2 separate regions of the Mus musculus genome follow, and region 1 is linked to region 2. Evidence: chromatin loops called from intact Hi-C (ENCODE). Cell type or tissue: heart. All regions are shown on one strand. Links, peaks and the distances in the headings refer to the core of each region. The heading gives the core; the rest is flanking DNA. Region 1 holds the start of Rps16 (ribosomal protein S16). Region 2 holds the start of Samd4b (sterile alpha motif domain containing 4B).

Region 1 (5,368 bases), core at 216-5,215, 84 kb before region 2:
AGTCTGTGAGGAAAAAAAACGTATATAAGGCACAACCAGAAGGCAAGAGAAGTTTATTTAGGAGAGCGCTGGAAAGGGCTTTTAAGGGGTCAGGTTTCCTGGGAAGAAGAGGAAGGCAATTCTGGTGAAAGGCTGATTCGCGACGGGGGATCGTAAGGGCTAGGAAAGAGGGTTCTGGAGGCAAGATTCTGAAAAGCCAGCTTGACTTAGCATAGTGGATGCGGGAAGACTCCGATGGGATGGGGATCCTGGGAAAGGGTGGGAGGAAGAGGGTGAGAATCGGCCTGGAGAAGCGCCGAAGGAGAGCATCGAAGAGCAGGAATGTCTATAAGAACTGGCCGAAAGTCAAGACCAAGGCTGCGGAAAAGCAATGGAAAAAGGAGGCCAGCCCCATCTTCCGAGTTCTGGACGGAGTCCCCACCCTCCGGGTCCCGCACAGCTCCGCCCCTTCCCCTCCGACACCGCCCCCTCCCTTGCCTGAAGGCGTTCCCGCCGCAATTCACACGTCCCCTCTCAGGCTTCGACGTCAGCCGTAAAGCCCGCTTCTGTCGTGACGTAGCACTCAATGCGCCTGCGCAGACCCTGAAAAATCGGCTGGGTTGGCCCCGCGCTTCCCTTTTCCGGTCGCGGCGCTGCGCGGTGTGGAGCTCGTGCTTGTGCTCGGAGCTATGCCGTCCAAGGGTCCGCTGCAGTCCGTGCAGGTCTTCGGACGCAAGGTGTGCCAGGGGCGGCATAGAAAGAGGTGGGGGTGGGGAGGGGGGTGAGAAGGCCCTGGCTGGGTGACATGATGAGCTGGGGCCCGCTGAGCCAGGGTCCCGCGCTCACACGGCCCCGCCGTCTCCCTCGCCCTTCACAGAAAACAGCCACGGCTGTGGCCCACTGCAAACGGGGAAATGGGCTCATCAAGGTGAACGGACGTCCCCTGGAGATGATCGAGCCGCGCACGCTGCAGTACAAGGTGTTGGGGTCGGGCATGGGCGTCCGGGTGGCGAGACGGAAGGGAAGGCCCCGGGATGATAGGGAGTTGAGGTGGGGGAAGGAGGATGGCTTACCTCGCGGTAGACCTTAACCTGGGCTCGGGAAAGATGAAGTCGGAGCTGGTAAAATACATGAAAACGTGGCCTATTCTATAACCTCGAAGCTCTCCAGATGCGAGGGGCCCGTGGCCAGGAGAATAGCACAGTGTATCCGACCTAATTGACGATTTCTGGTCTAGAAGTATGAGTTTACAGCTCATGTGTATACTCCTAGCTCCTTGGAGGATAGCATACTACGAGTTACGAATCCAAAGCGCCGCCGTTTAGGTCAGCATGGGGCTACAACGTGGAACCTTGAAAAATACAATAGGAGTCCTCTGAAGTCTAACATTGGTAGCACTTGTATGGGTTTTTGTTGAACTAGTGGGCAAAAACTGGAAAACAAGTGCAAGAACAAATCCTCTTTTGCAACCCAGAACTCATTGTTGTATGAGTTTTGGTACATGTAAGAAGGAATATCATACCTTGCAGACAATGCATTCTAATGGTAGTGTTGATGTTAATGCCACTAGACCCCCGTGCTTAGTCTAATCCAAGTCTGTCAGGTGACTAAAAAGGACAGTCTGTCAGTTTATTTGAACGATTGGTGTGTGTACCCTGTGTTGTGAATTGGGCCAACACCAGTGATGGAGGTGGCTCTAGGCCTGCCACTCGGGGAGCTTCTGGATAGACTGGTCCTAGGTATTGGACAAATTTGATCCAAAGAGAAGATGGAATGACCACTGTGAGAACAGTGGACCTGTCTGACCTTGCTTCCTGTTTGGGGAAGTTCATAGTTGCCTGTCACTCCATGATTCCAGCTCCTCGGTGTCTCAGGCCCTCTTCTGGTCTCTATGGGCACATATACATGGGACTCTGAGGGGCACAGGGATCCTAGGATAGGCTGCCTCCTTGATTCTGGTGATGGTGGGAACCACACAAAGGGAGATGATGAATGTCCATGGAGAGTGGTTAAGTCAGGGTATGACTTAACTCCCTAACCCCATATTTTCCCATTTCTCTAGTTACTGGAGCCTGTTTTGCTTCTGGGCAAGGAGCGATTTGCTGGTGTGGATATTCGGGTCCGTGTGAAGGGTGGTGGACATGTGGCCCAAATTTATGGTAAGTCTCAGGATCTAAGCCTATGGGTGTGAGGCAGCTCCTGGAAGGACTGGGTCTTCACTAAGCTTTTTGGTCATTGTGTCTTGCAGCCATCCGACAGTCCATCTCAAAGGCCCTGGTAGCTTATTACCAAAAATGTGAGTGAGAGCTGGTCTTTCATTTCATGGCGGGTGGGCTATGTGGTAGGACCAAACTAAAGGTCTTGTCTATTAATCTCCAGATGTGGATGAAGCCTCCAAGAAGGAGATCAAAGATATCCTCATCCAATACGATCGGACCCTGCTTGTAGCTGACCCCCGTCGCTGCGAATCCAAAAAGTTTGGAGGTCCTGGTGCCCGTGCCCGATACCAGAAATCCTACCGATAAGCCCATCTCAAGGATCGGGGTTTACCTTTGTAATAAACATCCTAGGATTTTAACGTTCCTGTTTTTGTGTTGGTCTCTTTTTGTAGTATTAGTGTGGTTGGACAGTGCAAGAAACTCCCTTAGTAAGTGGCACTAAGGAGTAATGGCTGCCTTCCAGAGCATTTGAGCTCTGTTTTTGTGTGTATACGCTTGCTTGCTTATTTATTTATTTATTTTTACTTTTTTGTTTGTTTTTTTTTTTGTTTTTCGAGACAGGGTTTCTCTGTGTAGCCCTGACTGTCCTGGAACTCACTTTGTAGACCAGGCTGGCCTTGAACTCAGAAATCCATCTGCCTCTGCCTCCGGAGTGCTGGGATAAAAGGTGTACGCCACCATGCCTGGCCCCTATTTTTTTTTTTAAAGACCTGGTTTTTCTTGGCCCCTGGCTATCCTAGAACTCAACTATATCGACTCCAGAGCTGTGCCTCCTTCTGATTCACGAGTGCTGGGAATAAAGGCGTGGACCACCACATTTAATCCTCTCTGGCCTTTATGGTTTGTAGAGATGGCAGGTAGAAGGCTTAGTTTGTTTCCCTTGGGTGGAATGCATGGTGGGCAGAGCCTGGGTTTTTATGTTTATGGGTGTATGTAAGTGCATGTAGACATCAGAGGGCCATCTTGGATGTTCAAATGCTGCCCACCTTAAATTTTGTTGAAAGATTCTTTGTTACTTATGTGTATGAGTTTTGCTAGGTAGGTGTGTATGTATGTACACCACACACCCAATTCCTGCAGAGGCCAGAAGAGGGTGGTGCGCGCTTGGAATTGGATTTACAGACTGGTAGGAGTCACCATTTAGATGCTGAACCCAAGTCCTCTAGGAGAGCAGCCAGCACCTTGTTTAACTTGGAGCTAAACCTCTACTAGCCCCAAGATTTTTGAGACAGTGTGTATATACACTTGAGGGAGGCCAAAGGGCAGGTTGAACAAGATCTCTTACTGAAATCAGGTAGTGAGCTTCAGGAGTCTACATGTCTCTACCTCATTTGCACAAGGATTACAAGTGTGCAACCATGCCAAGCATCAATTCATTCTTATTTTTGAGACAGGTTTCTTGTATATGTGTTCTGAAGCCAGTTACATAACAGCTGATAGCTGGCAAGTGGGTGATAGGAACTGAACCTGGTCCTACCCGATACCAAGCCTCGAGCCCTTCCTGATTATACGTAACTCTACTCTGGGACTGAACTCTGGTCCTCATGCTTCCTAAAGCAAGCACTTTGCCAGTCAGGCTTTCACCAGAGACCCTTTTGGTTTTGAGGAATCTGGCTATGTTATGCTGGGCCCAAGCGGTCCTATGTCCCCACCTCAGTAGCCAGGACCTGAATGTACAACTATCATAGCACACTATCAGATATTCTGTTCTCTGCCTACCTTGTTTTGTCTGGGAGCAAACCCAGGGCTTTGAGCAAGGTGAGATGTCCCTGCCTTTTTGCACTTCACTGAGCTGTCACACTTCATAGCCTTTGCTCATCTGTAACTCCACGGCTCAAGAATGCCTCCGCCTCCCAAACCCTGGGACTTGAGTTGTAAAGTGCCACACCTAGCCCTGCTGAACACAAGAGTCCTCTGAGGCCTGTAGTCTTCAATACAAAGGAAGTGGGTGCAGGTTTTAAAACATCAGCCAGCAGTATGGATATTTGATAAGGAAGGGCCACCAACTTTAAGGAGCCTCCTATCTGTAGGTCAGGCAAACTCAATGCTCTTCTGAGTTTAGGTGCTGGGGGTGGAGCCCAGCCTGAAGGCAGACAGTGCTCAATGTAGGGAGCCCTTGGAGCCTGTCTAGCTTAGATGGGCTCAAGTGTGCACCTCTACCTATGTGAGCAATTCACCTGTTGGGGCCATATGCTTGTTTGGTTTTTAAAGATTTATGTGAGTACACCGTTGCTGTCTTCAGACACACCAGAAGAGGGCTTCAGATCTCATTACAGATGGCTGTGAGCTACCATGTGTGTGCTAGGAATTGAACTCAGGTCCTCTGGAAGAGCAGTCAGTGCTCTAACTGCTGAGCCATCTCTCCAGCCCCTGAGGTACTGATTTTTGATGCTGGTTTCTTTGTATACCCCTGGCTATCCTTGAACTCTATCTGAAGACCAGGCCTGTCTCCCTAGGATTAAAGGCGTGTACCAACACTGCCTGGCCATTATGTATTCTTTGCACTTGCAAAGGGAAGGTAGGAAAATCAGAAGTCCAAGGTCACCCTTGGCTGTGGAGGTGAGTTCAAATTTGGCTTGACATAAACACTTTCAAAAGTAATTCAGGGAGGCTGGAGAGATGGTTCAGCGGTTAAGAACACTGACTGCTCTTCCGAAGGTCCTGAGTTCAAATCCCAGCAACCACATGGTGGCTCACAACCATCTGTAATGAGATCTGATGCCCTCTTCTGGGGTGTCTGAAGACAGCTACAGTGTACTTACATATAATAAATAAAACTTTAAATAAAAAAAAATAATAATTCAGGGGATGGAGAGATGGTTCAGGGGTTAAAGCATTGGCTGCTCTTCCGAGGGAATCCTGATTTAATTCCCAGCACCAACATGGCAGCTTACAACTGTAACTTCAGTTCCAGGGGATCTGACACCCTCATACAGACAAACATGCAGGCCAGTGCCTAGGAGCCTCTGTGGATGCCAGTCTGTTATGTGCTCTTTGTAGAGGAAAATAGAATGTCAGGTAGTGGCTCACTCAAGAGCACAGGGTGGAAGCAGGAAGTGGTGCTGAGCCACAAAAGCAGGTGGAAGGGCCCAGGCCCTTTAAGCTGTGCTAAGAGGCTCTGCTCTGCAGTCCTGCTTGGGGAGCGAAGGTCAGGTCATTCAGCTTCATGG
Region 2 (5,368 bases), core at 64-5,063:
GACCTGAAAGCATTGGAGTAGGTTTTCCACAAAGAATTCTGGGTGTTCAGCTATACTGAAGAAAGATTAGGTAGGTATGCAAGGCTTTCTAAAGATGGTTCTAGAGAATTGGGGGTGGGGGAGATTCTGAGGAAGAGATAGCTAGAAAAGTCTTTTAATAAGAAAGTCTGAGAAAAAGAAAGAACTAAAGGCCATCTCAGGGTTACTAAGTTCTGTGATGCATGGGGGTCCTGAAAGCTGTAGCTTAGAGGGGTGTTTCAGTATTGTAAGGAAGAGTGTCAGAAAGTTTACCAAAGGCTAGAAAGGGAGTTTCAAATTTTCAGGTTATCCAAGAAAAGTTTGAGAAGAATAGAGGCTATGAGGAAACTTTTTTGGAGTCCGTACACTATTCTTAAAACATGTGGTGTGTGTTACTGGAAAGGATTTGGGATACAGAAGACAGGCTTTGGAAGAGGTTTTGGGAATATGAGAGGAACTCTGGAGATTTTCAAGATTAGAAGGTGTAGAGGCTGAGGAGAAAAGGGCTGGGGTACATGAGATTACCTCTAGAGCATTCCAAGCTGGGGAATATTTGTGTAACATGAGTTTGGAAATCTATAGAAGGGTCTAAGAAATATGAGAAGAGGACAGGGCGTATATAGGAGGTGGAAGCAAAGAGAGGAGAGGAGAGGGTCCTCTAGGTGAGTTTTGGCATCTAAGAGCACTTCCTGAGTATCTGAGGACGACTGTTCTGGGATATGCAAGCTCTTTAAGGATGATGTAGTGTTCACCAGGGACATCCTGAAGAATTTGGGGATAAGAGTGAAAATCTCTAAGACTTTTGGAATGGGGAGAGGTAGAAGGGTAAATTCTTGGGGGTATTTGAAGAAGTCTGAAGGAGAGATGACTTGAATATGTGATGCAGATGGGGGGGGGGTTAGATGCAGAGAGTATCTGGGGGCGGTTTAGGGGCTTTAAGGTTCTTCCTGGGGGAGATGCCTGGAATATCTGTGCTGTGAAGACAGATGACGAGTAGCCACCAAGGAATGTGTTGCGATTCAGGAGGAAGATGTGAGGAGAGAACCAAGGACCAAAGGGCGGGGATCCACAGGGAGCGTCCCCAGAGGAGGCAGTTGAAAGCTGAGGGTGGTCTCCGGGGAGGCCGCTGGAGTCGTGCGGGAGGACCAGGCAGATGTGTGCCGAGTCAGGACAGAAGTCCCCGGGCCCGGCCCCTCGGCTAGCCCCAGGGCGTGACGGTTTGGGAGGGAAACTGAGGAAGGGGCCCGGGTAGGGAGAAACGGGCTGAGTGCGGAACCCTAAGGGGTCCTCCAGGATCCTCCGGCCTCCCGAGGCCCGAGTCAGCCGCCCGCCGCAGCCCGCGGCGCGGGGTCCCTGAGGGGGCGGGGCCGGCCGCGCGGCCTGGGTCGCCCTGAGGGGAGCGCCGCGCGCCTCGACCGCCGCCGCCCCGCGCCCGCCGGCCCGGCCTTGCCCGAGACTCACCGCCTCGGCCTCCGCCGCCGCCGCCGCCACCCGCACCTCCTCGGGCAGCCGCCGCCACCCGCGCCGCTGCCGCCGCCGCCGCCGCCGCCGTCGCCCCCTCTCTGGCCCGAGAGCTCCCCTCCCTCCTCCCGCACCGACCACCGCCGCCGCCGCCGCCGCCGCCGTCGCGCTGCGTCACCGCGCCGTGCGTCACCGCCCCTGGCCCCGCCCCGGAGGGCCACTGTGCGCCAGCATTAGCTCACACCCTATTGACAGACGGTGAGCCCAGCCAACTGGCGGCGAGGGCAGACCGAAGGGTGGGAGGTGTGCGGCAAGAAAGGCGGGGTCTTGGCCTGGAGGGGAGCGACAGGGCTGGAAGGAGGCCTGAGAGGCCCGCCCCCTCCTCACTACGATTGGTCTGACGAGAAGGTGACGGACAGACGGACAGGCCCCGGGCGGAGAGCAGAGGGCCGGGAAGAGGAGGGGCGCGCGCCGCGTTGCCCCGGGCAACGGTCTGGCGAAGCCCGCGATTGGACCTACGGACCCGCAGGGGGCAGTCTCGCGCCGGTCTAACTCAGTAGCGGCGAACCCAGTCACAATTCCTCATTCTGGCGTTCAAGGACCCCCTCCTCTCCGCCCCTCGGTCACACCCCGCCCAGGGTTTGTGTCCGGTAGTACCATCGCCCTTTGGGATGACAATGCTGCCTCCTGGCTCCTGGTATCGATCGGCCGCGCCTCAAGTGACACCTCAAGATGAGCGAGGTCGACCCTTTAAGGGTGGAAAGAGATAAGACCCCACACATAAGAGGCTGTCAATAAATGGAGATTGCTTCCATCACTCTTGTCGTGATCTTAGTCCATCCACAAACTGTCCTGCGCTGGGGTGAACTGACTGGAAAGGGGCCGGCTCTCCAGAAGGGTGACAGCAACGTGGCTTGTTCCGAGAACTCCAAGAAATACAGTCAGGGTGGAGTGTCGAATTTACGACAGGGAGTGGTAGGAAATGAGCTGCGGCTAGATGTTTGGCCACTGGAGGGAGTATGCACTTGTGCTAAAGGCACAGCGACTAGAGTGACGGGGCCAGTAAGGTCTTGGGGACTTGGGAGTTTGGAAGGGACGCCTCTAGCTTACATAGGGAAGTGGGGTGAGAAGGAATGAGACACAGAAGAGAGAACCCAGGGAGCTACCTGGGGAGTTGGGGCGGGGTTGCATCTGGAAGGGACCTTGGGGAGGGAGGAGGTGCGAAGTAGGCGGGACACTCAGGTGGCCCATTGAACTAGCCTTTTGCCACTGGCTGGCCACAGGGCGGAAGAGAAAAGTCCAGGACAAAGCCCTCTGGGAGATTGGGTCCCAGAGGAGAAGCTCAATGTGGGACAGCCAACACTGAGGTCAAGACCATTGCCCCACCTCGGGCACAAATTGAGGCTGGAGACCAGGATTTAAGGATCATTAGAGATGGTAATTGAGGTTGTGGGAGTTTGTGACCAATCCCAAGGAGGGTATGAGGGGTGAATGGAGACAAGGCTCAGACGGAATTCTGAGAAATGAGGGCACATGAGTTGAGAAAAGAAATGAGTACTAGACCAACATTGTGAAGATGGCACAGGAAAGAGTTGACGGGAACTGGGCTTAGCGGCGCGTCCTATCCCAGCAGAGCATTTCTGTAGGCTTGAAGCTAGCCTGGTCTACATATTGAGACCCTGAACTCGGGAGGCAGAGGCAGGTGGCTCTCTGAGTTCAAGGCTAGTTTTGTCTACAGAGCGAGTTCCAGGACAGCCAGGGCTGCGCAGAGAAACACAGATATTTTAAGTCTTTTTTTTTTTTAAGATTTATTAATTATGAGCACACTGTAGGTGTCTTTAGACAGACCAGAAGAGGGTATCAGATTCCATTGCAGATGGTTGTGAGCCACCATGTGGTTGCTGGGAATTGAACTCAGGACCTCTGGAAGAGCAGCAGTCAGTGCTCTTAACCACTGAGCTATCTTCCCAGCCCACTCCACCTTTTTTTTTTTTTTTTTTTTTTTGGTCTTTGGAGACAATGTCTTTTTAGATATTCATGGCTGGCCAAGACTCCTGCCTCAGACTCCTGAGTGCTGGGGTTAGAGATCTGTACCACCACACAAGCTAGAGAGGGAGTTCTTTGTTTTTAAAATAGAAGAACTAAAATTGTATGGAGGCTTAGGAGAAGATTCATCAGGGGTCAGGGAGAGATCATAGGAAGAGTTGGGAAGACTGAAGAGGTACCTGGCAGGTGGGATGGAGACCAGTGATGGGACCTGCCCATTATTAAAAAGGGGAGCCAGCACAGAAAGTCAAGTGGAGCAAGAACTTAGAAATATTTTTTTTATTTCTTCACTAAAATACATATGGTTTTCTCATAAGTTACTTTGCCTTTATTTCTTCTTTATAGAACAGGTGGCTTTATGAATTGATTTTTTTTCCAAAATTTGGGCATATAAATAGGTCACATTACCCAGGAATTGTTTCAAGGGAAGGGGAACTTGTGTATCTGTGTGGGACACTCATGAGATCAAAAGGCCAGGCCCTGTGTATGATAATGCCTGCTCTCACTGAGCTACACATAACCCCTCAATGCCCATTTGTTTATTTTATCAGATTTTCTAGAGTTTGTGTTTGTTTGGTTTTGGGGTTTTGGTTTTTTTGAGAAGGGCTTTTCTGTGTAGCCATGGCTATTCTGAACTCACTGTATAGACCAGGCTGACCTCAAACTCAAAGATCTGCCTGTCTCTGCCTCCAGGGTGCTGGGATGAAAGATGTTCACAGCTACTTCTCCGCTGCCAGTGCTCTTAACTGGTTCTAGATGGCGAGCTATCTCTGGAACACCTGTTTTTTGATGTTGCTTTTTTTTTTTTTTTTTTTTTTTTTTTTTTGAGACAGGACCTTGTGTATGCCCAGGCTGGCTTCACTGTAATCCAGGTTGGCCTCAAATTTGCTATGTAGCCAAGGTTGTCCTTAGCTCTTGATCTCCTGTCTTTCTTTGCCTATCAAATTCTAAAATTAAAGAACTGGCTCTGTTTTGTTGTTTTTGACAAAAAGCTGAGCTATGTAGCTCAGAATGGCCTGCAGGTCCCCATCCTCCTGCTTCTGGCTCCCCAGTGCTGGAATTGCAGGCACACATCATCGTGCTCAGCTAGAATCTCCTGTGTCCTTTTACATTTCTCATTAGAGTTTATTTGTTTATGTTTGTGCATGCATGAACACGCCACGTCCCACTTGCGGAGGTCAGAGGACAATTTGTGGGAATCAGTTCTCTCCTTCCATGTGGGTTCAAGGAATGAATTCAATTTTTCAGGCTTGGTAGCAAGTACCTTTACCTTCTGAGCCACCTCACCGGCCCTATTTTGGTCTTTTGGTATGCAGTGTCTCTGTGTAACACTGGCTCTTCTGGAGTTCACTGTTGTCACCTAGGTTGGCCTCAGACTTGGCAATCCTGACTGCTGGAAGATATCTATATCTATCAATGTATATTATGTATTATGTTATATAATTAATAAACATTGCAATTATATTTAAATTGGGGGCTGGAGAGATGGCTCAGCAGTTAAGAGCACTGACTGCTCTTTCAGAGGTCCTGAGTTCAATTCCCAGCAACCACATGGTGGCTCACAGCCACCTATAATAAGATCTGATGCCCTCTTCTGGTGTGTTTGAAGACAGCTACAGTATACTCACATAAATAAAATAAATTTTAAAAATTTAAAAATTAAAAAAAAATTATATTTGAATTGTATAGATTTAATTAAATATATTTAGTTATATATTTATAATTATATTATATACACATATATAATAGTATATAGATGTATATATAAACATACATATTACATATATATACTTATTACATATACATACTTATTACACACACATGTATTACACACACATATATA

What was found. A loop is a pair of places that touch in the nucleus more often than their neighbours do. Peaks named below come from ENCODE experiments on the same cell type or tissue, not always from the same donor. Only the 100,000 strongest peaks of a DNase experiment are listed, where the experiment ranks them.
Region 1: a loop joins it to region 2, with 2.5 times the contacts of the local background. A loop is called at or near these places in 1 of 42 quality-filtered maps.

Annotation. Positions count from the first base shown.
Region 1 is chr7:28,350,136-28,355,503 of GRCm38, forward strand. Rps16 (ribosomal protein S16) reads left to right here and starts at 554. Exons shown (of 5, transcript NM_013647.2): 1 at 554-716; 2 at 857-958; 3 at 2,042-2,138; 4 at 2,228-2,275; 5 at 2,359-2,563. The coding sequence starts at 669. The coding sequence ends at 2,504. It overlaps AF357399 (snoRNA AF357399), which reads left to right and starts at 1,405; the gene lies at 1,405-1,498. In heart, for the core only: a CTCF peak has its summit at 3,256 (motif pointing right); a DNase peak (open chromatin) is centred at 476; H3K4me3 peaks cover 1,980 bases; H3K27ac peaks cover 2,048 bases.
Region 2 is chr7:28,434,659-28,440,026 of GRCm38, forward strand. It overlaps Samd4b (sterile alpha motif domain containing 4B), which reads right to left and starts at 1,533. Exons shown (of 13, transcript NM_175021.3): 1 at 1,480-1,533. It also overlaps a transcript of Gmfg not described here. In heart, for the core only: CTCF peaks have their summits at 1,999 (motif pointing right), 2,198 and 2,496; DNase peaks (open chromatin) are centred at 1,183, 1,813 and 2,483; H3K4me3 peaks cover 3,080 bases; H3K27ac peaks cover 2,076 bases.